Linked DNA regions of Homo sapiens: region 1 is linked to region 2. Evidence: read pairs that join two places in POLR2A ChIA-PET (ENCODE). Cell type or tissue: PC-9. All regions are shown on one strand. Links, peaks and the distances in the headings refer to the core of each region. The heading gives the core; the rest is flanking DNA.

Region 1 (15,609 bases), core at 2,600-10,599, 150 kb before region 2:
AGATGGGTGAAAGTTGAAAATAATTTTTTTCGTTGAAACAAGATTTTAAAATGTCACTTCGTCCCCTCGGGCATCCCTTCAGAAGTTAATTTATTCTATAATGTTGCTGAACTATTCGACATTTTAAAAGTATTAGCTAATGGCACTATATCTATCATTGAAATAGTATAGTAGCTACACAGTATTATCCAATCTCATGACATAACTAGGCATAGAAAGTTCCACTGCAGATAGGACAAAATAGACTACAAATAATACCGAAAATCATCTTTATTTCTAGGAGGCATGGTGGGTGACATTCTTTTTTGGACTTTCGCATTTTTATTTTCTCATAATGACAACTTGGCTGAGTATTAAAATGTTGGCTCCTCCAGGCATGGTGGTGCACACCTGTAGTCCTAGCTATTCAGGAAGCTAAGGTGGGAGGATCACCTGAGCATGGAATTTGAGGCTTCAGAGAGCCAAGATTGTGACACTGCACTTCAGCCTAGGTAACAGTGAGACCTTATCTCAAAACAAAACAAATTAAAAAAAAAATGTTGACTAACTGTACCCCCTCAAATCCCAAAGATATTATTCTATTGAGTTTTTTTATTATTTTTTACCACTGACCTATTGGAAATCCAAGGCAGTTTGCATTTTAATCCTTTGTAGGCAAAATATTGTTATTGTGGTTGTTTAGTGGGGCAGGGATGAGAGCTAGATGAAGGTTAGGATGCCTATAGGAAACTGTTTAAGAATGTATCTACGTGTTAGTGTTGCAATATTCAAATGGGCAAACTCAGGTCTTTCTTCAGCTGAGAAATGTGTTACTTGCATTATATCTTTAACTTTTTTTTTGAGACAGAGTCTCGCTCTGTCGCTCAGGCTGGAGTGCAGTGGTATGATCTTGGCTCACTGCAGCCTCCGCCTCCCAGGGTCAGCAATTCTCCTGCCTCAGCATCCCGAGTAGCTGGGATTACAGGCACCCATCACCACACCTGGTTAATTTTTTTTTTATTTTTAGTAGAGACGGGGTTTCACCATGTTGGCCAGGCTGGTCTCGAACTCCTGACCTCAGGTGATCCACCCGCCTCGGCCTCCCAAAGTGCTGGCATTACAGGCATGAGCCACAGCTCCCGGCCTATCTTTAATTATTTTATGTCTATTTCATCGAACAGATTTGTAGCATAGTTAGAATTCATTTCATGGACATTTTTGTGGTAGTGCAGGAAGTCAATTTTGAGCAGGGCAAAGACAAATACGGGAAAATACATTACGAGTCTCCTGCAAAACATTAAAAGATACAGAGGGCACTACTAACAAAAGGATAGAGAAGAAGTAGATGGGAGAAATATGTAAGAAGTAAAATCTGAAACTACCTAACTTAGTGATTAATTAGATATGAGGGAATAGGAAAAATTAGAGTAAATGCTCACATAATGTATGGGTAACAGTGTCACTGACACCATCATTAATTATGATTAGACACATAGGGGAAGGAACAAGTTGAGGTGTCTGTGTGTTCTAGCTATCTAGTGTTGCGTGACGAACCACCCCAAAACTCAAGGTTTTAAAATAGCAATCACATTTATCTTACCAATTAGCAATTTGGGCCGAGCTCAGTGGGGAAATCTCACCTCGACTCCATGTGGTATCAATCAGGGCAGCTTGACCTGAAGCTGGATGCTCCAGTTCCAAGACAGCTCACTCGCACACAGCTGGCAAGTTGGTGCTGGCCGCCTGCTGGGACCTCTGCCAGGCTGTCTGCTCCAACACCTATATGTGGGTTCTCCATGTGGCTCTCTGACTTTTTCACAGCATGGTGTCCGGGGTCCAAAAGCAAACATCCCAAAACACAGCAAATGGAAGCCATCAGCTTCTCGAGGCTTGAACCTGACACCATATTACTTGCACTATATTCTACTGATCAAGCAGTCATAAAGCCCAGGCTCAAAACGAGAGACATAGACCCCACTTCTCAATAGGAGGCATTTCATATAGTTTTGCAGCCATGTTTTGAAACCTCCATACTGTAGGACATCTTAAGTCCCACTGTGGGACAGATAAGTTCAATAAATAATTTCATTTACAAATCTTAAAGGAACCTTTAGGAAAGAGGTCAAAAAACATATTCCAACTTGGGAAATATAGACAGAGGGACATTTACTGTAATTTTAATGAAGTTTAACTTTCATGCCCCTTACTTCCAAGATGAGGACTTGTACTTAATTTTATATATTTTTCTTACAGAGAAGCTCCAAAATTTTATAAGCTTCAGACTCCATAAAATTTTATGTACCCCTGGGTAAAATTTAAATAAGAGTAGATGAGATTTTCTGAGGAGACTGTATAGAATGAAAAGAGCAGTGGTGTAAGAATGGAAACCTGCAAATGTCAATATATTCACACCATGAGGAGAGAAAGAGGAAAGGGATTAGGAAGGAGATATTTAGAATATAATCAGAGAGTTAGGAGGATATCAGGAAAGAATTTTGTCAAACATACCAGGCAGTAGAAAGTTTCAGAAAGAAGTGGTTGGTAAATAGTCTCAAAATAAAGCATGAAGTTTGAAAAAAAAACTAAAAAAGAATCCTGTTCAGTCAGCATCATGAAGATTCATTAGCAACCTTGTCAAAGCAACAGAAGCTATTTTTCGGCATGTTGAGAATAAATGTTAATTTTAAAAAAATGGAGCTAGCAAGAGATTTGGCTGGCAAACATTAGAAATAGATGCAGGTGTAAGCGGTTGGGAACTAGAAAAATACATCTTTCAGAGGCTGTTTTCAGCAAAAATACAAGGGATACAAAAATATATAAAATATATATTTAAAATACATATAAATATATTATATAATATTTATATTTACATAATATATTTATATGCATTTTATATTTTATATATAATATATAAATATATTTTTATATATTTATATATTTATATTTATATTTTTTTATATATTATGTATTTTGTATACTTTGTATTTTTGCTGAAAGCAGGCTCTGAAAGATGTATTTTTCTAGTTCCCAACCTCTTACACCTGCATCTATTTCTAATGTTATATTATATACAGTTATATAGACTATTATTATATATAATATAATAATTATATAGAATATTATTATATAATATAATAATTATATAGAATATTATTATATAATATAATAATTATATAGAGTATTATTATAAATAATATAATAATTATGTAGACTACTATATATAATATAATTATTATATTATATATTATATTACTGTATTATATATTAATTATATTATATATTATTATATTAATATATTATATGTTAAAATACATTTTTAAAATATATTATAAATATTTTATATAATAAATATCTATAATAAATAATTATAAATAATATATATTTAAAATAATAAATATAAAATATAAATAAAAAATACAAAGTATACAAAAATATAATTGTAACTATTAAAGAAGTTAAAGCAATATCTTCAAGTATTTCCACAATGAAATGCCAATCTCAGATGGCTTCATGCAAAAATTCTCCCAATTTTTCAAGAAAAAAATCATCTGTCTTACACAATTTCTTCTAGGAAATATGCCACCAAATCATTTTACACAATCAGCATAAAACTGATACCAAAGTCATGCAGACATTAGAAAAGGGGTAAATTTTGGCCTTTTTAGTTCATAAATAAAGATGCAAAAATTTTAAACAAATTACTAGCAAAGCCAATTGGAATAGTATAGATAAAAAATAACATCCCATAATCAAGTTGCAATTATCTCAGGAATGCAGGGATGGTTTAATATCAGAAAAATCTATAATGTGGTTCAATGCATTAACAGATTAAAAAAGAAAACCATTGCTGGGCACAGTGACTCACGCCTGTAATCCCAGCACTTTGGGAAGCCGAGGTGGATGGATTACCTGAGGTCAGGCGTTCGAGACCAGCCTGGCCAACATGACGAAACCCCATCACTACTAAAAATACAAAAATTAGCCAGGTAAGGTGGCAGGCACCTGTAATTCCAGCTACTCAGAAGGATGAGGCAGGAGAATCACTTGAACCTGGGAGGCAAAGGTTGCAGTGAGCCGAGATCATGCCACTGCATTCCAGCCTGAGCGACAAGGGTGAAACTACATCTCAAAAAAAAAAAAGAAAAGAAAACCATATGACCATTTTAATAAATGCAGGAATAGAATTTGATAAAATTCAACATAATACAAACTCATAGTAAGAGAACAGAAGTGATCTTCTTAGGCATAGTACCTATTATCAGAAAATGTTGGTAGTATCCTCTTTAAAGTCAGGAATGAAACATTATCATTACTTCTCATCAACGTTATACTGAAGGCTCCATTTATACCAAACACCTAAGTACCCCCTCTTCTCCCAGTTTCTGTGCTAATCTCACCTCTCAGTCTGCTTTGCTAACTTGGTCTCTACCTGACAGTCACAGAGCATCTAGTTCCTCCAATCTTCCTCTCAATCTGAGCTGTACAATTGAACCAGTCTTGAAATTTATGGATGTTTAGCCAGACACAGTGACTCACATTTGTAATCCCAGTACTTTGGGAGGCAGAGGCGGGAGGACCAGTTGAGCCCAGGAGTTCAAGACCAGCCTGGGCAACATAGAGAGACCTTATCTCTACAAAAAAATAAATAAAATTAGCTGGACACAGTGGTGCATGCCTGTAGTCCCAGCTACTCAGGAAGCTAAGGCAGGAGGATCCCTTGAGCCCTGGAGGCTGAGGCTGCTGTGAGCCAAGATTGTGCCACTGCACTCCAGCCTGGGTGAGAGAAAGAGACCCTGCTTCCAAAAAAAAAAAAAAGAAAAGAAATTTATGAATTATTGAGTTCCACCTTTAGAAACTCCTATTTGATTGGTCTGGGCATACATAGCATGGGCATCTGAATTTTCTGTATCTCCTCAGGTAATTCTAATGTATAGCTCAGGTTGAGAACCACTAGATTACAGTTAAAAAAAAAAAAAAAGGAAGGAGAGAGGAGAAAAGGAAAGGGAAAGAAGAGTAGAGCAGTAAGTGATTCTCAAACATGGCCGCACATTAAAATCACCTATGACCTTTATACAACCCTGATGCCCAGATTCCCTTCTATATTGATTCTGAAATCAGAATCTGTGGAGGTATGATCCTGGCATAGTATATTTTAAAAGATTCCACATAGCTTTCTTATATGCTGTCAAGATTGACAACAACTGCTTCCTTTTTTTTTTTTTTTTTTTTTTTTTTTTGAGACAGAGTCTTACTCTGTTGCCCAGGCTGGAGTGCAATGGCGCAATCTCGGCTCACTGCAACCTCCACCTCCTGGGTTCAAACGATTCTCCTGCTTCAGCCTCCTGAGTAGCTGGGACTACAAGTGCACACCACCACGCCCAGATAATTTTTGTATTTTTAGTAGAGACGGTGTTTCACCACATTGGCCAGGCTGGTCTCAAATTCCTGACCTCAAGTGATCCACCCACCTCAGCCTCCCAAAGTGCTGGGATTACAGGAGTAAGCCACTGTGCCTGACTGGCACAAACACTTTAAATCCAACTGTCAACTCTGCGTCTTCTTTTGTAAGTCGCCTGGCTGCCCAAAGGCCCAAGGCTTCTCCTCCCTCACACCTGTGCCCATATATTCACTTCTGTCCACTAGGCAGCAGACTCCACAAGGGTGAGGGTTGTGACTTTCCTGTGTGTTATATATGAGAGCCGAAGCAAAGTTTCTCAAATCTCCCTTAGCTAGAAATAAGATTGTTTCCACATTACTGGCATATTCTGCAAACACAAATGAAGATTAATGGCTAAAAAGAGGAGAGGTACAGGAGCAAGAACCCAGGGAAGTGTTGATATTACCGATTTTAAAAGATGTGTGGGGGGTAAGTGGGAAACAGCACAAGACAGGGAGGAGTCAGCCTATAGTGAAATATGCACTAGAAATAGACCAGCCCTCTCCCCTTCAGAAGCACAAAACACATGGCAAGAACGGAGTCTGCCTCCACTCCCATCAAGCTCTGCACTACATTTCCCAGAAGTGACTTTTTCCACCCTTTCTTTCCCCTCTTTTCCATCAGTATTAAAGCCGGGCGCAATGGCTCACACCTGTAATCCCAGCACTTTGAGAGGCAGAGGTGGGTGGATCACTTGGGGTCAGGAGTTCGAGACCATCCTGGCCAACCAACACGATGAAACCCCATCTCTACTAAAAATACAAAAATTAGCCAGGCATGGTGGCGGGCACCTGTAATCCCAGCTACTCAGGATGCTGAGGCACGAGAATCACTTGAACCCGGGAGGCAGAGGTTGCAGTGAGCCGAGATCTTGCCATTGCACTATAGCCTGGGCAACAAGAGCGAAATTCTGTCTCAAAAGAAAAACAAAAAATAAAAAATAAATAAAGGGGTGAAAAGGGACTCCCCTAACCCTCACTGCCACAGTGGTGAGAAAAGAAATCTTCTCACACCCCTAGAATCCACATAGTAAGAAGGGACTTTCCTGCCTACGTGACAAGATGGGAATCCCCTGTCACAGAAGCATCTAGAAAGTAAGGGATGTCCGTCCGTAAATAGAGTATGCACCTCCCAGCCAAGGAAACCGATCTTCCTTGAAGAACAGCTCTATCTACACGTTTCATACACTGTCTCATTGAATCTGCTTTATCATTCCCATTTTACAGACGAGGAATCTGAACTTGTCCATGGTCACAGAACCAGTGAGTGGTAGAATCCAGTTGTCAGTCAATACATGTCAGAATAGTTCCAAAATCACTGTTTCTTCCATTGTAAAATGCACTAAGTTGTCCTCGTGGTCAACTTATTTTAGTTTTTTGTTTGTTTTTTCCTTTTTTTTCTATAGGTGGGGCAAGAGGCAAAGAAGATGTTTTATGTTTTTTGTTTTTGAGACGGTGTCTCACTCTGTCTCCCAGGCTGGAGTGCAGTGGAGCAATCTCTGCTCACTATAACCTCCGCCTCCCAGGCTCAAGGGATTCTTCTTCCTCCACCTCCCTAGTAGCTGGGATTACAATCACTCACCGCCACACCTGGCTAATTTTTGTATTTTTAGTAGAGACGGGGTTTCACCATGTTGGCCAGGCTGGTTTTGAACTCCTGACCTCAAATGATCCACCCGCCTCGGCCTCCCAAAGTGCTGGGATTACAAGCATGAGCCACTGCACCAGGCCAAGAAGATAGTTTTAAAGGGAGAAGTCAAACAAGATGGTAAAGGCTAAAAAATTGTTCTCAAAATGTTTCCAAAATATCCCTTATCATCTTGAGACGGAAGGCAACTCATTGTTGATCTCATGTTAAAGCAACACAGAATAACACCATAAACTTTTTCCATCTACCGTTATCAAGATCAAGGAACCTGGGATTTGTCTTTGTAAATATTATTGACAAACTCCAGGCCAGCGGGGGAAACCCCTATATAGCCCTAGGGAACACACTTAGCCCAGCCTATGTTCCCCAGCATTCTCGGGTAAAACCCAGCTTTCCCCAGGCAAAAGGTGAAGGTGCATAGGAAGTCCAACCCTGTTTGGGAGACTGCCAGACAGAGCCGCCTTCTCAGACCCACTCACCTGGAGCTAAGGTGCCAACACGGGCGTCACTTGAAAATAAGCAGAAAAGCTCTGCAAGTCCCGGCACGGCCACACCACCTCTGCAGTTGCTTCCATTGGAATCACTCCCTGACTCGCTGCTATGCCAGTTTATTTTGTTGCTTATATTCATTAGATGAAAATGATTTAATTAGGCGATTACGTTCGGGCTTGTTTGGTGTGCAGTATCACTCCTGCATTTTTTGGTTGTGTCCACGTATTTAAACCTCAGGGGAAAGGAGAATATTTTTATTCCCATGGCACCTGTCCTTTAGGACAAATTAAATATTGTTTTCTCTTGCTGCCTACCTCATGATCTCACTGCTTTGGGGCTGCATAATGAGAAAGAAACCATTTCAGTAATTGCCATATTGTGAAGAGCTGTAGGGAACGTTATAGCTACTGTATCATAGTACTGAAGTTTTCGTTTATAGGAATAAAAATAGTGATAGAGGAGAGTCCACAAATGCATTGTTTTTCAAGGCTGGCTCAGTCTTTGACTATCTGTGCCCCCTTGATAAAAAATGGCCAAAGATATGCAGACATAGTCTAACTCCTCTTTTCTCATCTGTGCACGTTCAGGAGAAGCAACCATGAACATGAAACAAAAGGGGAAAAACACAGAATGTTTCAGTGCCGTGCATGCAACTGATGCTCAAAGAAAAAAAAGAAAAATACTTGGCCGGGCGTAGTGGTTCATGCCTGTAATTCCAGCCCTTTGGGGGGCCGAGGTGGGTAGAACACTTAAAGGTCAGGAGTTTGAGACCAGCCTGGGCAACATGGTGAAACACCGTCTCTACTAAAAATACAAAAATTAGCTGGGCGTGGTGGCGTACGCCTGTAGTCCCAGCCACTCAGGAGGCTGAGGCAGGAGAATCGCCTGAACCTGGGAGGTGGAGGTTGCAGTGAGCTGAGATTGTGCCAGTGCACTTCAGCCTGGGTGACAGAGCAAGACTCCATCTCAAAAAAAAAAAAAAAATACGGCTGGGTGTGATGGCTCACGCCTGTAATCCCAGCACTTTGGGAGGCTGAGGCGGGTGGATCACAAGGTCAGGAGATTGAGACCATCCTGTGATTGGTGAAACCTCGTCTCTACTAAAAATCCAAAAAAAAAAAAAATTAGCCAGGCGTGGTGGCGGGCGCCTGTAGTCCCAGCTACTCGGGAGGCTGAGGCAGAAGAATGGCATGAACCCGGGAGGCGGAGCTTGCAGTCAGCCGAGAATGCGCCACTGCACTCCAGCCTGGGCGACAGAGCGAGACTCCGTCTCAAAAAAAAAAAAAAAAAAAAAAAAAAAACAAACCTGCTGATTTGATTTTTAATATGATTTACATTCTAGGTCTTTTCAAATGCCCTCAACATTAAAGACTAATGCTTCTGAACAAAAGCAAGTTCTCTCGTTCCCCAGGAGTCCCCTCTGTACTTTCCAATCCCCTCCCCCTCCAAATCACTCATACAACCCTTCCATAATTTTTCTCAGGCTCAATCCTATACATAAAGTACCATCTTTCTGATTAGGATCTCACATTTTATCATTTAGTAGCTCCTGAAATCTTTGCTCCTCCTAGGAATGCCTTTTAATCTGTCTCCCATACCCACACACACTAGGATGTGATTCCTATCATTCCTCTTCTCGAAACATCTCACAAAATTAATGTACTTATTTGCCTATAGGTAACAAAGACTTTATTTCGTATGTCTGCTCCTTGTTCAACTGCTTTCCCCCATAATGATACAGCAGTGAATATAGTAAGAAAACAGGAATCCATCTGCTGTGTTGGAGACAATCTCTATACCCAGTTTGCTCCTTGTCTGCAGTGATACTTATGATGGCATTTAAGAGAGCCTAGGGAGAAAACCAGACTGGAAACTTGCTATTTCAGTTATCACAAGCAAGAACAGGGCATCCTGCTTGCCTGTCTGTCCTCATTGGTGTCACAGGCATAGGTTACACTCGTCCATGCCCATAAGAAAATATCAGAAAATGACTGAACCATGATCGCTTTTTAAAATTGTGATTCACATATCATACTCATCACATCATTCAAGCCTCTTTGTGGCCGGACGCGGTGGCTCACTCCTGTAATCCCAGCACTTTGGGGGGTTGAGGCAGGAGGATCACCTGAGGACAGGAGTTCGAGACCAGCCTGGCCAACATGGTGAAACTCTGTCTCTACTTAAAATACAAAAATTAGCCGAGCGTGGTGGCACATGCCTGTAATCCCAGCCACTCAGGAGGCTGAGGCAGGAGAATCGCTTGAACCTGGGAGGTGGAGGTTGCAGTGAGCCAAGATCGCGCCATTGCACTCCAGCCTGGGGGATAAGAGCTAGACTTCGTCTCAAAAACAAAGCCTCTTTGCCCATGGCAGCAAGGCTCTGGGGTTTTTACTTTGTTGTTGCCGTTGTTGTTGTATTACCTTGAGTGTTTATAAAAACATCTCAGGTATTTCTGAGTAAACCAGCTGCTTCTGCTCCACTCGTGAATTTTGCAGTTTACTGGGTTCTAGCTCCATGTCAAATGGTAGCTATATAAACAATCTCCTCTACACATGTCCTTTACATGCACAGGAGAGGGCCTGCCTGGTACAGCCTGCCATCCATCCATCAATCCATCCATTCAGAATATTTTTATTAATGGCTTGCAATGCATTGTTCTGGGCATTGAGGATATTACCCTAAACAAGGCAGACAGGAACCCCATACTATGAAAATTACCCTGTAAGATAGAAGCCTCTTTCCTGACCTCTAGATGAAGTCCCAGAGGAAGCCTGCCTCTGTCCTTTTGTAGACTTTCTATAGTTATAACAGGCTTAGCTGGGGCGGCATCCTGCTCTGCTGTTAGTTTTCTGTTCCCCACTGCAGCACGGGTGAATCAGAGCAAGTAATAATCATTGGTTTGTACAGTGCCCATTTCTAGATTTTATTTCATAAACCTATGCCCAGTTCACATCTAGTAATAGAACGTGCTCAGACACTGTGACTGCTGTGCCAGTCAAAGCCAAGAGACATTCCTAATTCAACTGGATAATATTTTAATGTGTAAAACTTGTGGCTTTTTTTAGACAAGAAACATATTAAAAGAATGCCTAATTCTATCCAGTTCAAAGATTATAAGAGTTGGATGCAAAGATCTACAATTTAAGGTTCAGATCTTAAGATTTGTGATCTTACAATTTACGTATCTTAAGAGCCAAAAAAATGAAAAATCCAGTCCAGCATGGCTGCTTCCTGAGCCCTTGCCTTAACTTGGTACAATTAGATATTGCAGATTGCATATCTAAAAGCCAGTTAAGTAGCAGACTTCCCTGACAGACAAAACTAGGAAAAGCTTCAGTCGAACCTAGTGGACATCGGATCACCCCAAATGGAGGCCATTTACCCAGCAACTATGAAAAGAAGCCTGCCAGAACATTTTAGTTCTACACGACACTCTACTAATACCCAGGCCATCTTCTCCAGGCATTAAGTGCCTTCAACAAGCCAAGAAGGCAACTCCCATAATCAAGTAGAAAGGTGATGCAAACTAAGTATTTTGTGTCCCTCCAAAATTCATATGTTGAGGCCTAAATCTCCAATGTGATGATATTTTAAAGGTGGGGCCTTAGGTAGGTAATTAGATTATGAATGGGATTGGTGACTTTATAAGAGACATTAGAGAAATGATCTCTTTCTCCACCAAGTGAGGGTACAATGAAAACACTGTCGTCTGTAAACCAGGAAGACGACCTTTGCCAAGACCCTTACTATGCTGGTGCCATGATCTTAGATTTCCAGCTCCAGAACTGTGAGAAAAGTTTCTGTTATTTAACACACCCAGTCTATGGCAATTTGTTATAGCAGCTGGAACTGACTAAGACTGAGGGCAATCCTCAAAATTCATCAGGGTAATACATTTGCTTCATAATAGATAAGCATCTTTTTAAAAAAATTTTTTTGACATTTTTATAGAGACACGGTCTCACTGTGTTGACCAGGCTGGTCTCAAACTCCTGGCCTCAAGCAATCCTCCCATCTCGGCCTCCCAAAGTGCTGGGATTACAGGCATGTGCTATCATGACCAGCCAGATAAGCATCCTTTAATTCCCATAAATTTTGGAAATTGAGTTGATAAATGCTTAATAAAAAAAAAAACCTGTAATCTTTATAATTTTGTTATTAAGGGATATGTGAATATTTGGAATTTAAAAAGTCACATGAGACTTTGGCCTCTTCATGTAACAGTTCAGCCCTGTAATTCCACCTTAAAATATATGATTGAGTTATTGATTTAGAGTTTAGATTTACACAATTTTAATGATATAATATTGGAAGATTTAAGAGATTTTAGTGTTCCCATAGCTGAATTTGATTTGTTAGATTTACAACAGTTATTTAAATACTTAGAAAAGGTCTGTTAGCTAAAGCAAGCAACTAAAGTCTATAAAAGGAAAATCAAGCACATTTAAATCATAAATGAAATTTAAAGTGTTCCAGGCTGTTTATTTAAGTTTGTGAAAAGGACCAAATATTAGTCAAAGGCTGCTTTAAAAATGATTGTTAAAATTTGCTCGATTTATAAACAGAAAAATAAGATTTATAAACTGAACTTAAAAGCTTAAAAAGAACTACATGTGTGGATTTGTAACATTAATTAATTGATTATTAATTTTTAAAGCGAAAAAACTCAGTAATCTTTTCTGCACACAAAAACTGCCTTGAAGGATAATTTTTAAGCCATATTTAACAACCTTCTTGGGAACTCAGTGAGTGAATGAGGAAAAAGAATTACGCTCACGAAGAAAAGGTAGATAAAATATATTTTTAAAAATATGGCCCAGAGTTAAAACTAAATAGTATGCTTTCACTTACCCTCTCCTACCTTCCAGTAAATGCAGGAGAAATGCTACAAGATAATGTGGATGAAGCAAAAGATCAGAATTATTCAACAATTTTTATTATTGAGTACCTACTCTATGTTTTACACTATGGGAAAATGCAAGAATATGTGGCATTTATAATCTAGTGAGGCAGGTAAGACTCACAAATCTGAAACAGAGAACAGAATGATTCAGTTCAATAAACACTTATTGAGAGCCAGCCTTGCAACAGATATAGTGACTGGCTCCAGGGAGGGGGAGGCGGCTGGGCTCAAAAACAAACAATAAGCTTTATAATTAAGTGCTAAATTGCGTGTTGCAGAAGTCAAGTGAGAAGCATTCAAAGAGAGATAACAAAGTCTATTGGAACAGCTGAGATTTATGGATGAGGTAAGAATTGATCTGGGCTTTGAAGGATGGAAAGGACTTCAATAGGCAAAGGGGGTGGGGCTGGAAGAGAGGGGCACTATGAATCTAGTGTGCAAGGGAAGCAACAAAAGAAACCAGCAGAAATGCTACACATTGAATGACAGTGGAATTAGATCATGGAGCAATTTCTAAATTACACAAAACTAAAATTAAAGCTAGTTACTAGACTAAGCTACTAAACAATAATAAAAGCAATAATAATTACTACCAAACATTGAGAGGAGGTGGCATAAAATAAGATAAATCCTCATATGCCATAGCAATGAGTCAATAGGTACTATTTAAATTTGATTAATCATAAAAAAATTATGAGCATATATTACTAAACCTTTTGTGATAAACACCAAAGGAAAGATAAAGCTAAAATAGGTTGTCTCTGGGGCTGGAACTAAGGATGAGGAGGGTGGGGGACCAGAGAATCTTGTTATAAACTTTTCTGCACAATTTGAGTTGATACCACATGATTGTATCACTTTGATCCAAATATGAATATTCAAAACAAATAAACTCAGTTATTAGGCCATGTTTGTTTGACCCAGAGGTAGATTTACTACTAAGCTAATAAAGCCTAAGCCCTGATTCCTTCCAAGACCTACATCTAATTTTGTATGTATGTACTTTCTAATTTTTTTTTTAAAAAGGCCTTCCCACAGTCATATAAGCACCAGGCCCTGGATGACCCTGGTTTGAACTACAGTCTTTTTCATTTCTCACAGTTCTTTAATGCCTTTCTTCCTTGACATTTCCTAGAAAGAACCTAGTCTCTCTACTTTTTATGTTACTTTTAATCAAGGCATATGGTCTTAGTTATGCTAATAAATAATCTTGCTTCAAAATAAAATCTCTACTTGATTCAGTAAACAATATCGAGGCACGTAGTTTTGTTGTTGTTGTTGTCCATGAAAAGAGTATATTCTTTTATTGTTTTTTGTCCATACATGTTAAGTTTCAACTTTCAATAATAAAATTCAATAAATTTGATTCCTTCATCATAAAAACTTGCTTTACACATTATTTACATGTTGCCAAAGTCCATGCAAAACATCACAAGGATTTGATTGACTCCATGCATGATGCCATCACACAGAAGGAGGAGGGAGCTAATCCAGTAACATACATTCAAAGATTAAATTATAGATACGTACAGTGTATTTAGCACTGTTCATTAATATTATAACACCTTCCTCTCAAAGACAGGCATTCTTAAGCGTTAATCACAATATACCAGAATTTGCACTTAGATTTTTAAACAAAGAAATGAACAAGGGGGAGTGGTGATCTAAAAAAACGTCCCCTTGACAGAGTTTGAATTGAAGTTGGGAGAGCCTGGAAGCACAGGGACCAGTTGGCAACTGTTGCAGTAACTGCTTGGTGAGATATAAAGGCTTGGATCAGCTGGTAATAGAAGTAATGAAGAAAATGAGACAGATGCAGGGGCTATTTTAGAAAGGAATTGACCAGGTCGGGTTACCAGCTAAAGACCTGCCCTACAAATAGTTAGGATACTTCCAAGTTACACTTTGGGATAGAGCTTGATTTTTCACTCATTTTTTGGCAAATGTCTCACAGGCTTCAACTGAAAAGTTGACCAGTAAAGCCAATTTGAATGAATGCAGCCTGCCAGTCCCTCTGTAATTCTAGTCAAATATTTATGGATGGAATTCTACCAGTGACTTTCTTTTAATAACAAAATCATGAATTGTCTAGCCCTGGATATGTATTCATATTCTTGTACACAATCTTAGGAGCATGTGCTGATGAGACAGGCTAATAAATGGATTCAATTAAAACAGCTGACAATCTTTTGGACCAAGGGAGTTCTCACTTGGACAGTTTATATAGCTGCCTATATTCTTACTGCGGCAGATTCTTAACAAATCCACGTCCTAGAAGAAGAGGCACATCACAAAACTGTTCTGCAATAGTAAAGCTACGTGGCAAACAAAAACAAATCCCAAGCTAAAGAATTTGGGGGAGAACATCTAATATTTTGTATTGGTCTTGTGACTTGTATTTCTTAATATCTCTACAATGTATTTTGAGTAGTGTGTCTACATCATGAGGATTCTGAATACATAAACTGTAGGTCTTTGAATTTCTCTGTGGAAATAAGAAATTTAAAATCATGTTTGTATGCAGCCAACCCAGCACAGCTGACCTGAAAAGTGAAGCCACTTAATAATGCACCTGGGTTGTTTCCTGATTGATTGATGATTGATTGACTGTCATGCATATGGAGAAATTAGCAGCCAGGCTTGAAACTTGGTAGGAACTGCTCTCCTTTATCTTTCATCCTCTGTCATGGGTTGGTTTTTTTGTTTTTTTGTTTTGGGGGTTTGTTTGGTGGGTTTTGTTTTTGTTTTTGTTTTGTTTTTTTTTTTGAGTCGGAGTCTCACTCTGTCGCCCAGGCTGGAGTGCAGTGGCGCAATCTCGGCTCACTGCAAGCTCTGCCTCCTGGGTTCATGCCATTCTCCCACCTCAGCCTCCCGAGTAGCTGGGACTACAGGCGCCCGCCACCATGCCTGGCTAATTTTTTGTATTTTTAGTAGAGATGGGGTTTCACCATGTTAGCCAGGACGGTCTCGATCTCCTGACTCGTGATCCACCCGCCTCAGCCTACCAAAGTGCTGGGATTACAGGCGTGAGCCACCGAGCCTGGCCCACGGTGGGTTGTTTTTGTTGTTGTTGTTGTCGTTGTTTGTCTTACAAATGGAGCCTAGGCGGGGCACGGTGGCTCACGCCTGTAATCTCAGCACTTTGGGAGGC
Region 2 (15,609 bases), core at 2,733-10,732:
AGAAAAAAAAATTAAAACAGCGATGAGATAGATGGCAAAAATCAAAATGATTAATAGGAGTCTAAGAAACACTATACAGAATTATACCAGGCCCGGCATGGTGGCTCACACCTGTAATCCCAGCACTTTGGGAGGCCGAGGCAGGTGGATCACGAGGTCAGAAGTACGAGACCAGCCTGGCCAACATAGTGAAACCCAGTCTCTACTAAAAATACAAAAATTAGCCAGAGTGGTGGCGCACACCTATAGTCCCAGCTACTCGGGAGGCTGAGGCAGGGAGAATCGCTTGAACCCAGGAGGCGGAGGTTGCAGTGAGCCGAGATCGCGCCACTGTACTCCAGCCTGGGTGACAGAGCGGGACTCTTGTCTCAAAGAAAAAAAAAAAAATAGACCTTCCCTTACAGTGATGGTGAGAATATAGATGGCAGTGCCTCTTTCTGAGGGCTATTTGTCAGTGGTTCTTAAAATGCATATTCTCTTCAACCCAGCTCTAGCTTTTTATCTTACAGAAATTTGTATGTACACAAAAATGTACGGGCAGGATATTCATTGAAGCATCATTCATAGTAGGAAAAAATGAAAAACCAGCCTAAATGCTCAACAATAGTGGAGTGTGAACTAAATTATAGAGCATCTATGCCATAGACTCTTACACAAAGCAGTAAAAAAGAATGAGAGGAATGTAATTAAAATTTCAGGAAAAACAAAAACAAAACTCCGTGAGAAAAGGTGCGATGCTAATATTTTTAAATGTGCCATGATTTTGAGCATTTGGTAGATTGGAACAGGGAGAATTCATTGTATTCATTCTTTGACTATTACCAGTGTTGTCATATTGGAACAATAGAGCAGGAAATACATCACATTGTTTATCTCTGCAGTGAATAATATTTACATAGTCATGATAACTTAAGTGCTGTTTATTACTTTTCATCTTTTAGAATCAACCTATAGTCCAAACACAGTGGCTCATGCCTGTAATCTCAATACTTTGGGAGGCTGAGGCAGGCAGACCACTTGAGCTCAGGAGTTTGAGACCAGCCTGGGCAACACAGTGAGACCTCATCTCTACCAAAAATTTAAAAATAAAAATTAGTCTGGCATGATAGTGTGCGCCTGTAGTCCCAGCTACTCAGGAGGCCAAGGTGGAAGGATCGCTTGAGCCCAGGAGATTGAGGCTGCAGTGAGCCATGATTGCACCACTTCACTTTAGCCTGGGTGACAGAATGAGATCCTGTCTCAAAAAAAAAAAAAAAAAAAAGAAAAGAAAAAAAGACAAGAATCGACCTATAAAACATTAAATACTTAAGGTTTAAAAGATCCAAAATGTTGGCCGGGCACGGTGGCGGGCGCCTGTGATGCCAGCTACTCGGGAGGCTGAGGCAGGAGAATGGCGTGAACCCGGGAGGCGGAGCTTGCAGTGAGCCGAGATCACGCCACTGCACTGCAGTCTGGGCGACAGAGCAAGACCTCGTCTCAAAAAAAAGAAAAAATAAAAAAGATCCAAAATGTTACCAACAAAAATTGTTGGGGCTGGGCACGGTGACTCATGCCTGTAGTCCCAGCACTTTCACAGGCCGAGGCAGGCAGATCATCTGAGGTTGGGAGTTCGAGACCAGCCTGACCAACACAGCAAAACCCAGTCTCTACTAAAAATACAAAAATTAGCCAGGCGTAGTGGCGCGTGCCTGTAATCCCAGGTACTCGGGAGGTTTAAGCAGGAGAATCGCTTGAACTTGGGAGGCAGAAGTTGTGGTGAGCCAAGACTGCACCATTGCACTCCAGCCTGGGCAACAAGAGCGAAACTCCATCTCAAAAAAAAAAGAAAAAAAAAAAGAAGAAAAAAAGTGTTATCAACCATAACAATAATGCAGTAAAAGTAACACTGGCATAATGTAGTGGGCTAGGAAGCAAGATGGCTTTGTGTAAGGATGTGCCAGATATTGCTCACCAGGGAAGATACAGAAGGAGCAAATAAGTCAGAGTAGAACTCAGCTATCATTAATACATTTGTATGCCTTGACATTCTCCTTTATCTTTATTTGACATTGGAAGGAATAGTGCAGAAACTCAGAGGACATTAAGGTGTTTTTAGGGTTTAATTTTAATTTTTTTTTTTTTGAGATAGGGTCTCACTCTGTCAATAAGGCTGGAGTGCAGTGGTGCGGTCATTGCAACCCCCTCTAGGATTCAAGCAATTCTTCTGCCTCAGCCTCTTGAGTAGCTGGGATTACAGGTGCCTGCCACTACACCCAGCTAATTTTGTATTTTTAGTAGAGATGGAGTTTCACCATGTTGATCAGGCTGGTCTCGAACTCCTGACCTCAAGTGATCCACCCGCCTTGGTCTCCCAAAGTGCAGGGATTAGAGGCATAAGCCACCGTACCCAGCCTAAAGTGTTTTTAAATAGTAAATAGGTAGTTGGCTATCAGATCAAATGTTTTTTCTTTTATAATGCTACCACTTTTAGCTATGACTCAAGACAGTTGGCTTTTTGGTAAGGATAATAATATATTATAATTGGGGCTTAAGAGATAATTATATTAGATAATTAAATGCTCTTTAAATCATATTAGTGTAATGTTACTTTTCTGTTTTTCTCATTTGGTATTATATTAAATATTATAGAAATATCAAATGTGTTACTTTAATAGATATTGATCTGAATGGGGAAATTAAAGAGGGACACTGGATTCTTTACATGGATATACTTGGGAACATTTTAAAAATATCTTTTAATGATGATTCTACTCTACACACCTAAAATGTAAAATAGACAAGATTTTCCAGATAATTAGATTAAAAAATACATTCACAGGGATATCAAGATATTTAGGTCTTTGAGGGCTTTTTTTTTTTTTTTGAGACGGAGTCTCACTGTGTCACCTGGGCTGGAGTGCAGTGGTGTGATCTCGGCTCACTGCAACCTCCGCCTCCCAGGTTCAAGCAATTCTCCTGCCCAGCCTCCAAAGTAGCTAGGATTACAGGCACACACCACCACGCCTGGATAATTTTTGTATTTTTAGAAGAGACGGGGTTTCACCATGTTGGTCAGGATGGTCTCGATCTCTTGACCTCGTGATCCCCCCGCCTTGGCCTCCCAAAGTGCTGGGATTACAGGTGTGAGCTACCGAGCCTGGCCCTCTTTTTCTTAATAAGTAGAAATTTGACCGGGTGCTTCCTAGCATCCGGAGGCTGCTGGAGACTCTGCTGACTTCAAGGGCTGCCCATCACCAGTAACAAAGGAAAAAGCCAATGGTGGTTGCCATCTCTCTTCTGCCTTCCAAATCTCTCACCAGTATATCTGATTGGCAGAACTCAAGCTATGTCTGAAACTGTGCTGGCAAGGGAGTATGAGACATGTTCCCAGATTTCCAGCCCCTGCAAAACAGGGGAGATAGAAGACTGTAAAAAGTGCTAGATGCCAATAGACAATATCTGGCTCACTTGTGTATTAACAAATCAATAAGAGTAGCTCTGTTTGACTACAATAGAAACATTAAATATGTATAAAGAAGACTGATTATTGGTTAAAGAGAGTTGGAGAAAGGGGGAAGGAAGGGAGAGAAAGCTAAACCTATAGATGGAATAGATTAGATAGATATTTACTAGAGATCTATTATGACCCTAAAGCAGGAAAATTACAACATTAAAAGCAGTCCTTTAGGACAGTGAGAGAATAGATTTTGTGTTTGTGTGGTGTCGCAGTGGAAAAAAAGAGGAAGTAGAGATGAAGTAGAGAAATCTTTTAAGAGATAATTTTAGGAATCCACCAGTGAGAGGCTATGAAGATTAGAGTAAAAGTGGTAAAGCTGGGTGCGGTGGCTCACACCTGTAATCCCAACACTTTGGGAGGCTGAGGCAGGCATCAGGAGTTCAAGACCAGCCTGGCCAACATAGTGAAACCCTGTCTCTACTAAAAATGTAAAAATTAGCCAGGCGTGGTGGTGGGTGCCTGTAATCCCAGCTACTCGGGAGTCTGAGGCAGGAGAATTGTGTGAACCCGGGAGGCAGAGGTTGCAGTGAGCCAAGATCGAATCATTGCACTCTAGCCAGGGCGACAGAGTGAGACTCCATCTCAAAAAAAAAAAAGTCCTAAGAGTGGAGACCAATGGGCATACGTGAGAGATACGGCCCCTAGGTCCAGAAAAAGAAACTTGTCCCTAGAATATTCTAATGTCTATCAGTGGCCACATTCTCTGACTGATCTGTGGCTCCAACTTCAGTCTCCTGGGGAGCAGCAAGCCAGCTATGCAGAGCTGGCTCAATCACATCTCACGGCCTCTCCAATCAGCTCCATCAGCAAATAATCCTTTCCTGATAAAGAACCCAGGTCTGCTTCTGCATTTTTATCTCCTTTCCAACTTCTTTGGAGTAATTACACTAAGTATGGAAATGAGGTAAGGTGACCCGAGGAATTCATCAGGTTCCCCTCTTGCCCATTGTCTAAAGTAAAGCTACAAACTCCTTTGTCGCACTCCAACATTCTTACAACGAACTCCATTTTCTACTCCAGCCCCACTGGAACACGGCTTCGGTCATGCTGATCTTACCATTTCCTGCATTCACTCATTCATTCATTCACATGCTCTTCAATCAACAAGTATTTATTGAGGAGCTACTCTGCACCAGGCCCTGCTGAGGATTTAGAAGTTAAACGGCAAAACAATAACAAAAAATCCCTGCATTATGGAGCTTACCTTCTAGTATAGAGTGTGTTAGGAGGTAAGTGCAGGGCTTCAGTCTAGGAGTTTGAGATCGACCTGGGAAAATGGTGAGACCCTGTCTCTAAAAAAAAAAAAAAAAAAATTAGTGGGATATGATGGCACATGCTTAGAGTCCTACCTACTTGGGAGGCTGAGGTGGGAGGGTCGCTTGAGCCCAGGAGTTCAAGGTTACAGTGAGCTATGATTGTACCACTGCACTCCAACTTGAGTGACAGTGAGATCTTGTCTCTAAAAAAAAAAAAAAAGAAGGTAAGTGCAGGGAAGAAAAATGCTATAATGCCATCTTCATCTTCATGGAGTTATTTCTGTTTTTTTTATGTTTTTTTTTTTTTTGGTGGTGGTTGTTGTTGTTGTTAGCTTTCAAACCCAATCTTCTTCTCAACATTCACAGCATATTTTCTTTGTATTCTGTGCCTTGCGTAACCCCTTTGGCACAACAACCCATCCTGTTCAATGCCTCTAATTGTCTGTCATGTCTCTGTGTGCTATTTATAACACAACACTCCCCTCTTCCAAAAAGGATTGTATAGAATCAATGTGGTCACATGTAAACACAGGAGCTTGAGAATTTTTCTTGTAAATGTTCAGTGAGATCATATGACTTCTGTAGCAAGATGATAATGTTTTATAAGAATCCAATTGATGTATCTGAAGTCATAAAGTAAAACTTGGAAACAAAAAATAAAATGACTAATATTAGAAATTTAGGGTTAGGACAGGAGGCAGAGGTTGCAGTGAGCCGAGATCACACCACTGCACTCCAGCCTGGGCAACAGAGTAAGACTCTGTCTCAAAAAAAAAAAAAGAAAGAAAGAAATTGAGAGTTAGGAAAGTAAAGGGAGAGATAGGGTCAAAGCCGAATTGGGACAGATTTATAAAAGATGAAGAGTACTTTTTAACAAAACCATAGAGACAGAGAAAAAACGTAGATAGAGGTATTTTCCTGGAGTAGAATATTTTGAAAACAACATTGTGAGTGGAATACTTAAGAGAAAGAACATGAGAATGTAGACAGGGAAGAGGTGGAGCAACATCGGAAGGAAAGAATGTGTTAATACAGCTCTGTTTAAAATAGTGTCCTACGGGTCACTTGAGGTCAGGAGTTCGAGACCAGACTGGCCAGCACAGCGAAACCCCATCTCTACTAAAAATAGAAAAATTAGCCAGGCATGGTGGCATGCATCTGTAATCCCAGCTACTCAAGAGGCTGAGGCGTAAGATTCGCTTGAACCCGGGATGCAAAGTTTGCGGTGAGCTGAAATCAGGCCACTGCACTCCAGCCTGCATGACAGAGCAAGACTCTGTCTCAAGAAAAAAAAATAATAATAATAATAGTGAGAGGTGGCAGTGTGCTGGCAGCCCTCGCTCGCTCTCGGTGCCTCCTCGGCCTTGGCGCCCATTCTGGCTGCGCTTGAGGAGCCCTTCAGCCTGCCACTGCACTGTGGGAGCCCCTCTCTGGGCTGGCCGGGGCTGGAGCCGGCTCCCTCTGCTTGTGGGGAGGTGTGGAGGTAGAGGCGTGGGCAGGAACCTGGGCCAGCGTGAGTTCCGGGTGGGCGTGGGCTGGGTGGGCCCCGCACTCGGAGCGGCAGTGAGGGGCTTAGCACTGGGGCCAGCATCTGGGAGGAGGCGCCAGGTCCCCCAGCACTGCTGGCCCACCCGGGCCACACTCGAATTCTTGCCAGGCCTCAACCACCTCCCTGCGGTGGGCTCCCGAGAGGCCCAAGCCTCCCTAACAGGTGCTGCCCCCTGCTTGTGGCACTGGTCCCATCCACGGCCCAAGGGCTGAGGAGTGCGGGCCCACAGCACAGGATTGGCGGGCAGCTCCGCCTGCGGCCCCAGCACAGGATCCACTAGGGGAAGCCAGGTGGGCTCTTGAGTCCAGTGGGGACTTGGAGAACTTTTATGTGTAGTTGGAGGATTGTAAATGCACCAATCAGCACTCTGTGTCTAGCTTGGGGTTCATGGATGCACCAATCAGCACTCTGTATCTAGCTAATCTGGTGGGGACTTGGACAACTTTTGTGCCTAGCTGGAGGATTGTAAACGCACCAATCAGCACTCTGTGTCTAGCTCGGGGGGGGGGGGGGGGGGGGGGTGGTTCGTGGATGCACCAATCAGAACTCTGTGTCTAGCTCAGGAATTGTAAACTTGTAAACGCATCAATCAGCACTCTGTGTCTAGCTGAAGGTTGGTAAATGCACCAATCAGTGCTCTGTGTCTAGCTAATCTAGTGGGGATTTGGAGAACTTTTATGTCTAGCTTTGTAAATGCACCAATCAGCACTCTGTGTGTAGCTCAGGGATTGTAAATGCACCAATCAGCACCCTGTCAAAACGGACCAATCAACTCTCTGTAAAACGGACCAATCAGCTCTCTGTAAAATGGACCAATCAGCAGGATGTGGGTGGGGCCAGATAAGGGAATAAAAGCAGGCTGCCCAAGCCAGCAGCGGTTGCAGTGAGCTGAGATTGCACCATTGTGCTCCAATCTGGGCAACAAGAGCAAGACTCTGTCTCAAAAACAACAACAACAAAAAAAAGTGATGTGACTGGCAGCACCCTATGCCTTATTCCCAGTTTGAAAGTAGGTATAGTGCCTTTCTAACCACAGCAATCAGGTAAGATTGAAGGCAACAGTACAAAGGAAGAGTCAAGAAAGACATTATCCTAATATTGTAAATATACATTGCTAGAAGTAGGAGGAAGAAGAGCAACAACAAAGCAACTCTATTTTTAAAAGTCATTTAAAAAATTTGTTTTCCGGCCAGGTGTGCTGGCTCACACCTGTAATCCCAGCACTTTGGGATGCCAAGATGGGCAGATTGCTTGAGCCCAGGGCTTTGAGACCAGCATGGGCAACGTGGTGAAATGCCAGCTCTACAAAAAAATACAAAAATTACCCAGGAGTTGTGGTGTGAGCCTGTAGTCCCAGCTACTCAGGGTTGAGGCGGGAGAATCACCTGAATCCAGGAGTTCGAGGCTGCAGTGAGCCATGATTGCGCCACTGCACTCCAGCCTGGATAAGAGTGAGATCCTCTCTCAAACAAAAATAAAATAAATAAATAAATGGGGCTTCAGCCATCAGGGCATCTGTTGGAGGTTTCCCGGTGGCAAAAAGCAAAGCATCTGATTAATTAGTAACTTCTTTTTCTGACAATTTAATCTCTTACACAGTAGAAGAAACAACCGGGATAACTGCTACTTTGAATTTAAGTCTAGCCAGAAAAAGAGAAGCTAGTTGTAAAATGGATTTTGGGTCTGAGGAGAAAGTGTCCAGGTCACTTTAGATTTTGCGGTAGCCAATGATGTCAAATGTGCTTTTAGATACCAGGAAATTAGATTTTAAGAAGTCGAAGGGGAAGGGCGCAGTGGCTTATGCTGGTAATGCCAGTAATTTTGAGAGACTGAGGCAGGTGGGTCACCTGAGGTCAGGAGTTCGAGACCAGCCTGGCCAACATGGTGAAACCCCATCTCTACTAAAAATACAAAAATTAGCCCGGCACAGTGGTGCGCACCTGTAATCCCAGCTACTCGGGAGGCTGAGACAGGAGAATTGCTTTCACTCTGGAGGCGGAGGTTGCAGTGAGCCGAGATTGTGCCACTGCACTCCAGCCTGGGTGACAGAGCAAGACTCTAACTCAAAAAATAAATAAATAAAATAAGTTGAAGGGAAAAATAAGTCATTTGCAAAGGTCTAAAATTCTACAGGAAAGATTATTTTAAAAGCCTTTAAAAAGCGACATTTTCAACTCAACAAATATTTGTTGATCACTACTACCAGGGGCTGTAATTCTCACAAGGAATTTATCATCTGTGGAGGGAGGAAAATGAGATAAGCACTCAGGTACCCAGCTACCATTTATTGAACATCTACTGTGAAAAACAATATGATTCATAATTTATATAATATTTATAATATTTACAAATACTCTGCAAGGAAGATATTACCTTCAGTTAACAAACAAAGAGATTAAATGTTTAGACTAGTTATGTAAATTGCTCAAAGACTCACAGCTCATGAGGAAATCAGCTCCAGTCCCATTCTTCTTGGATTATTGAATCCACCTGGTAAGGCAAAAAGGGAACTTTGCTTTGTTCTGCTTCTCCCATATGTACTCAAGAACACCAAGAGTTCATTTGTATGTATTTGTCTCCTAAAATGGGCAACTGTTAACAGCTGACTGCAAAGGAATAAAATTGGTTTCATCTTTGAAATTGAGAATATCTGCTAAACTTTGTAGGAGAATCAATTAATTGAATGAAAGGCTTACCATCACCATCCCTTCTATATTTAAAATCTCCTGAACTGTCAGGAACTTCAGAAAATCGTCACTTAAAATACAACTGTTTAATGACAGGATGTGTAAAAAAATTGTATCTTACCATCCTAAGTTATATATTTTTAAAAATAGATCAACTCTTTAATGTTGAAAGTAACTTAGTTGTACAATGTGTTTAGAAGCTTAAAATGTTGGCTGGGCACGGTGGCTCACGCCTATAATACCAGCACTTTGGGAGGCCGAGGAGGGTGGATCACAAGGTCAGGATTTCAAGACCAGCCTGGCCAACATGGTGAAACCCTGTCTCTACTAAAAATACAAAAATAAGCCGGGCATGGTGGCGTGCGCCTGTAGTCCCAGCTACTCAGGAGGCTGAGGCAGGAGAATTGCTTGAACCCAGGAGGCGGAGTTTGTGGTGAGGCGAGATTGTGCCATTGCCCTTCAGCCTGGGCGACAAAGCGAGACTCCGTCTCAAAAAAAAAAAAAAGCTTAAACTGTTTTTTGGTTTTTGTTTTGTTTCATTTTTGAGACAGGGTCTTGCTGTCACCCAGGCTGGAGTGCAGTGGCTCAATTCTCCCACCTAAATAGCTGGAACTACAGACGCACGTCACCATGCCCATCTAATTTTTAAATTTTTGGTTGAGACAGGGGTCTCCCTAAGTTGCCCAGGCTGGTGTCAAACTCCTGGGCTCAAGCGATCCTCCAGCTTTGGCCTCCCAAAATGCTGAGCTTACAGACATGAGCCACTGTGCCTGACCTAGTAGTTTAAAATGTTAAGTAGATACAATTATTATATAAGAGTTTTTCTTGAAACATTTAATAAGTTACACAATAGATTAAAATGGTTATTTAAAACTAAATAAAACTGAAGACTTTATCAATTATATACTGATAAGTTTTGACATATACATATGAATACATATATATTCAATTTGAGTGAATATATGTTAAACATATATATTTATATATGTTAAACATATATTTATATATGTTAAACATATATATTTATATATGTTAAACATATATTTATATATGTTAAACATCTACTTTCTTCCCTATAGTAAATTCTTTTTTTTTTTTTTGAGACAGAGTCTTGCTCTGTCACCCAGGCTGGAGTGCAGTGGAACGATCTCGGCTCACTGCAACCTCCACCTCCTGGGTTCAAGCCATTCTCCTGGCTCAGCCTCCCGCGTAGCTGGGATTACAGGCATGCACCACCACGCCCAGCTAATTTTTGTATTTTTGGTAGAGACAGGGTTTCACCATGTTGGCCAGGCTGGTTTCGAACTCCTGACCTCGTGATCTGCCCGCCTCAGCCTCCCAAAGCGCTGGGATTACAGGCATGAGCCACCGTGCCCGGCCTGTTAGTTAATTCTTGACTGAATTATTGGAATATTAAATTTCAAATCCACATTTACCTATTTAAATTCAACTCATATGTTTTAGTTAAAAATAATAAAGCCAATGAGGTCACAAGATGGGAGTGGTCTAGGAATTAAGTCTTCAGAAGTTCACTGCCTCTGGTACTTGAGGCAGCAGCCCAGGAGGTAGTTTTAGTCAAAGAAGTTCATTGCACTGAAAGAACCACATAGTTAACCACACCCTATTTCCTGTATATTTCTGGATGGTGAAAATATCCAATAAACTGAACATGAAGATTATATTATAACAGCTTTTATTGTATACAACACTTGCTTTCCTGAAAGGTGTCCATGCTTTCCTTTCAGTGGCAAAAAACAAAAAACAAAACAAAACAAAAAACCAAACATGTTTAGAAGTAAATAATGATGAAATTTGGTCCATTCACATCTCTCCCTACACAGAAAATTTTGAGAAACTCATAACACATCTTTAATCAGTTATTTGCTTTGTACAGAGACACATGTATATAGAATTCTTCAAAATTCTCTTGTTACCTACAGGGCTGCCTTGCTGTTGGGGTGGACCCAGAATAAGTAGCATGATGAAGGTTGTAATGGGACTGGGATCTAGCCAGCTCCCTCTGGCCAAGACTTGACTTCTGGTCCAAGAGGAGGAAGGTGTACCTGGTTCTAATCAGTCCACACAGAATGGGCACAAAGGACCTGGCTGTGTTGCCTGAGGCTCTCTAGGGCCCTGCTCTCATAAATAAGAAGGACGAAGGAGGTAGCCTACAAAAAGACTTTCTTCTTATAGGTGTATGGGAATTAATGTATAAATGTAACCTCAGCTTGGCCCTTATGGGCTCTGTACCTTTTTTTTTTGAGACGGAGTCTCACTCTGTTGCCCAGGCTGGAGTGCAGTGGCATGATCTCAGCTCAACTGCAACCTCCGCCTCCTAGGTTCAAGCAATTCTCTGCCTCAGCCTCCCCAGTAGCTGGGATTACAGGCATGCACCACCACACCCAGCTATTTTTTTGTATTTTTAGGGTTTCATCATGTTGGTCAGGCTGGTCTCGAACTACTGACTGCAGGTGATCCACCCGCCTCGGCCTCCCAAAGTGCTGGGATTACAGGTTTGAGCTGCTGCGCCCAGCTTCTGTACATTCTTTTCTTTTCTTTTCTTTTTTTGAGATGGAGTTTTGCTCTTGTTGCCCAGGTTGGAACGCAATGGCATGATCTCGGCTCACTGCAACCTCCACCTCTCAGGTTCAAGCAATTCTCCTGCCTCAGCCTCCCAAGTAGCTGGGATTACAGGCATGCGCCACTACGCCTGGCTAATTTTGTATTTTTAGTAGAGAGGCGGTTTCTCCATGTTGGTCAGGCTGGTCTCGAACTCCCGACCTCGGGTGATCTACCCACCTCGGCCTCCCAAAATGCTGTGATTACAGGTGTGAGCCACCACGCCCAGCCCTTTCGTACATTCTGAACGCATAGATCTAAGACTACAGAGAGCAGGGCCATAGCATCTGTGTTTTGCTAAAGGGAGTGGGATGGAGTGTAATCAAGTACTAGCTATGCTTGCACACTTCTCGACCAGTGAGCACTGATATAATTCTTCTGGCCCTCAAAGAGCATAACCTTATTTGTCGATCAAAAATCTGGCCTCGGCCTGGCATGGTGGCTCACACCTGTAATCCTAGCAGTTTGGGAGGCCTGGGTGGGCAGATAACCTGAGGTCGGGGAAGTCGAGACCAGCCTGACCAACATGGAGAAAACCCATCTCTACTAAAAATACAAAATTAGCCGGGTGTGGTGGCACATGTCTGTAATCCCCACTACTTGGGAGGCTGAGACAGGAGAATTGCTTGAACCCGGGAGGTGGAGGTTGTGAGCTGAGATGGTGCCATTGCACTCCGGCCTGGGCAACAAGAGCAAACAAAGCTCCATCTCAAAAAAAAAAAAAAAAAAATCTGGCCTCAAATAGACCCCTGGCCAATAATATTTTATGGCTCTGATGGGAAAAATATTTAATAATTTGTACTCTTCACACCTCCTTATAATCCCTCTTGATCCTAATTACTGCCTGAACTAGAATCCCAGGGTGCGAAAAAGTGAAGGATCCTTTGAGATCAAGCCCATCAGCCTCTTGCCTTCTGCATGCCAGAACTGAGACCACTTTGTGCTTTCTTTCCCTCTTAATTCTTCCGATATGTTCACATTTTGCATCATTCACAACCTCCTGAGCAAGAAAATATGAGCAAGAAAATCTTGTTCACTGAAAATCTTGCTCTGCATAGCTCCCAGCCCAAACTAAAGAGTGTAAGAGAAAGAAAATAAGAAAACTACATGCTTCAAGAACTTAAAGCACTGTTGTCCTTCATTATATATTATTTGTACACCATACAAACCTTTTGTTTCATTAGTAAAAAAACTTCTTTGAGAGTAGGGGCTGTGTTTTTAAAATTATCTTTTAATATACGTGGAATGTAGTACAGTATCATGAATGCCCAGGAGTTTAATAAATTATTTGTTGGTGATGAGCAGGTCTATTCCCTGGCCTACCAGGAATATCCCACATAATCATCCCAGACAGATGAGAATCCATTCTTGCTTTTAAAGATCTCCAGGGAGTGAGAATCTAAACCTTCTTCCATAACTCATTTCAGTGTCTAATAAGCCTTAGTGTCTGCTGGAAGATTCTTCCCAAGAAGGTGGCATTTAGGAATGCTACCTAGTAAATGCTAGAAGGCACTGGAGCCAGTCGCTTGAATTACTACTAGGAACTACCCTGGGAGGAGGGAGAAGTGTGGGAGCCTAGGTGGGTGCTGATGGGGAAGGCAGTCAAATGAGGAAGAAAAAGGGCAGAGAGTAGGTTCCTTTCCTGCTCAGAGGAAGTGGCATCATACACACTTGGTAGTAGAGTTGTCCAGTGTTAATATGATTTGAGATGGGTAGTAGTCAGGAAGTCGTAGAGTTGGGAGAGCTCTATAATGGTGGAAGGCAAGTCTACCGTTGGCTCCCCAGCTTTTTATACCCTCTCTGAAGCAGTCTCCCTATGAAGATAAAATTGCTGTTACTATTCCCCATTATTATTCCATGGATGCCAGGGTTTTCTGTTAGTAGAAAAGGAATCCAAAGGCCAGAAGCAGTGGCTCACACCTGTAATCCCAGCACTTTGGGAGGCCAAGGTGGGTGGATCACCTGAGATCAGGAGTTCAAGATCAGCCTGGCCAACATGGTGAAACCCCATCTCTACTAAAAATACAAAAAAATTAGCCGGGAGTGGTGGTGGGCACCTGTAATCCCAGCTACTCAGGAGGTTGAGGCAGGAGAATCGCTTGAACCCGGGAGGCGGAGGTTGCAGTGAGCCAAGATCGTGCCATTGCACTCCAGCCTGGGCAAGAGCAAAACTCCGTCTCAAAAAAAAAAAAAGAGGAATCTGCATACCCTAGCTGTGCAAAAAGCGATCTGAATACTTCCTCTGTAAGGGTGCACGTGCAGGAGTGTGCACACACGAGCATGTACATGTGTGTCAAGAAGCTTGGCTGGCGTGCACCCCCACACCCAGCTAATTTTTGTTAGCCAGAATGACAGGACGTGAATGAAGGAAGGGTTAGTAGGAAACTTGCAACCTCTCTGGTCAAAGCAGACACAGACAAGGGATTCTGATTAGGGCTGAAAATCAGACCTGAGGCTCAAACAGAGGAACTACAAATTCAGGGAAAGTCTAGAAGAGGAAGGGGGAAGGCCAGGTGCAGGGAGAATAAGTGGGGAAGTACAGGCCAGAGAAAGTAGGACTGTTCAGTTATCTGCACTGGAAGAGGTGACACAGAGTTCTGCCTCCAGGAAAATAGGTTGGCAGGATCCAGTTCAGAGGTAGGCTTCAGCCCTCTGGTTAGGATATAGGACAGGGCTTCTGACCACCCTCTGTCCATGTCCTTCCTGAATGGAAGGGCAACAGGAATGCTGTGATCAGGGAATCTAGGCAGAAGGAAGGCAGGAAGGTGGCCCGGCCTCCCTACTAGGGGCTTAGGATGAAATGTAACTGGATGGAGTAAGTACTGCTGGATAGATTTGAGGAAATATTTAGATTGGGAACAACCAAAACAAGTTTCAAATCCTGTTAGGCCCTGATTGTTTGGAGGAGAGAAAACAGCCTGCAACAAGCTGGAAGCTTGCTTTGAGGTAACTGAGAGCAGGGGAGGATCGGGCACACAAGGCCAGCAGAAGGGATTGGTACCTCAGTGACGACCAAGAAATTAGTCACTTAGGAGAACTAGGTCATTTTGGGTGAAGAATGACCTGGTTCACCATACCTTAGTGTATCTTTCTCGAGGTCCCCACAGAGAAGGCATTTGATTGGAGAACTGTGGGAAGCAATGGATTTCAAAAACTAGGATAATACAACAAGCCCTAGTGATGTGAAGAACGTGGAGAGGAAGTGTAGGTGGAAGCGAGTGAGTCATAAACAGTGGTTCGTGAACCTTCTAAAGACTGTCAACCCCTTGGAATAGAACAAAGGCTGTGTACTGTTTCAACCCTTATTTCATATTAGCCCCCACAAGTCATTTTCTATAGCCCTGCAGGAACCTGATGTTATTTCGCCCAAATTGTAAACGATTTATTTTATGAATGCTGAATCACAAAACTATGGTTGAAGAAAACACTCTCCACATAAAAGAAATGAATCCCTAACCTGTATCCTACATTTTTATTTTTCTCCCTCCTGTGTGTATGTGTGTGTGTGTGTGTGTGTGTGTACTGTTGATTAGTATCTATTCCAGATATCAGCATTTTCTTTAAAACACAAGAGTTTTCTGTTTGTTTGTTTTTTTGAGAAGGAGTGTCACTCTGTTGCCCAGGCTGGAGTACAGTCGGCACGATTTCAGTTCACTGCAACCTCTGCCTCCCAGGCAATTCTCCGGCCTCAGCTTCCCATGTAGCTGGGATTACAGGCACCCACCACCATGCCAAGCTAATTTTTGTATTTTTAGCAGAGATGGGGTTTCACCATGTTGGCCAGGCTGCTCTCAAACTCCTGACCTCAGGTGATCTGCCTGCCTTGGCCTCCCAAAGTGCTGGGATTACAGGCATGAGCCACTATGCCCGGCAAAACACAAGTTTTGAGAAGCTTTTAGGTCAAAAACTTGAATTCAAATCCAAAGCTGGCCAGAGCCCTAAATACTATTCCTACTTTTCTTGGCAAATAAATTTTCAAATTTCTCTGGCATATTTCTGTGA

The links. Peaks named below come from ENCODE experiments on the same cell type or tissue, not always from the same donor. Only the 100,000 strongest peaks of a DNase experiment are listed, where the experiment ranks them.
Region 1: POLR2A ChIA-PET joins it to region 2 with 6 read pairs; 5 of 35 experiments call an interaction of 5 or more read pairs at or near these places.

The regions. Positions count from the first base shown.
Region 1 is chr3:177,369,243-177,384,851 of GRCh38, reverse strand. No RefSeq gene overlaps it. Among named protein-coding and RNA genes, the nearest start is that of LINC00578, 65 kb to the left of the region's middle. RefSeq lists an enhancer at 6,406-6,585. In PC-9, for the core only: no CTCF peak of the experiment used is centred there; a DNase peak (open chromatin) is centred at 7,451.
Region 2 is chr3:177,219,569-177,235,177 of GRCh38, reverse strand. LOC107986053 (a long non-coding RNA gene) reads right to left here and starts at 8,791. Exons shown (of 3, transcript XR_001740576.2): 1 at 8,739-8,791; 2 at 4,701-4,788. In PC-9, for the core only: no CTCF peak of the experiment used is centred there; no DNase peak of the experiment used is centred there.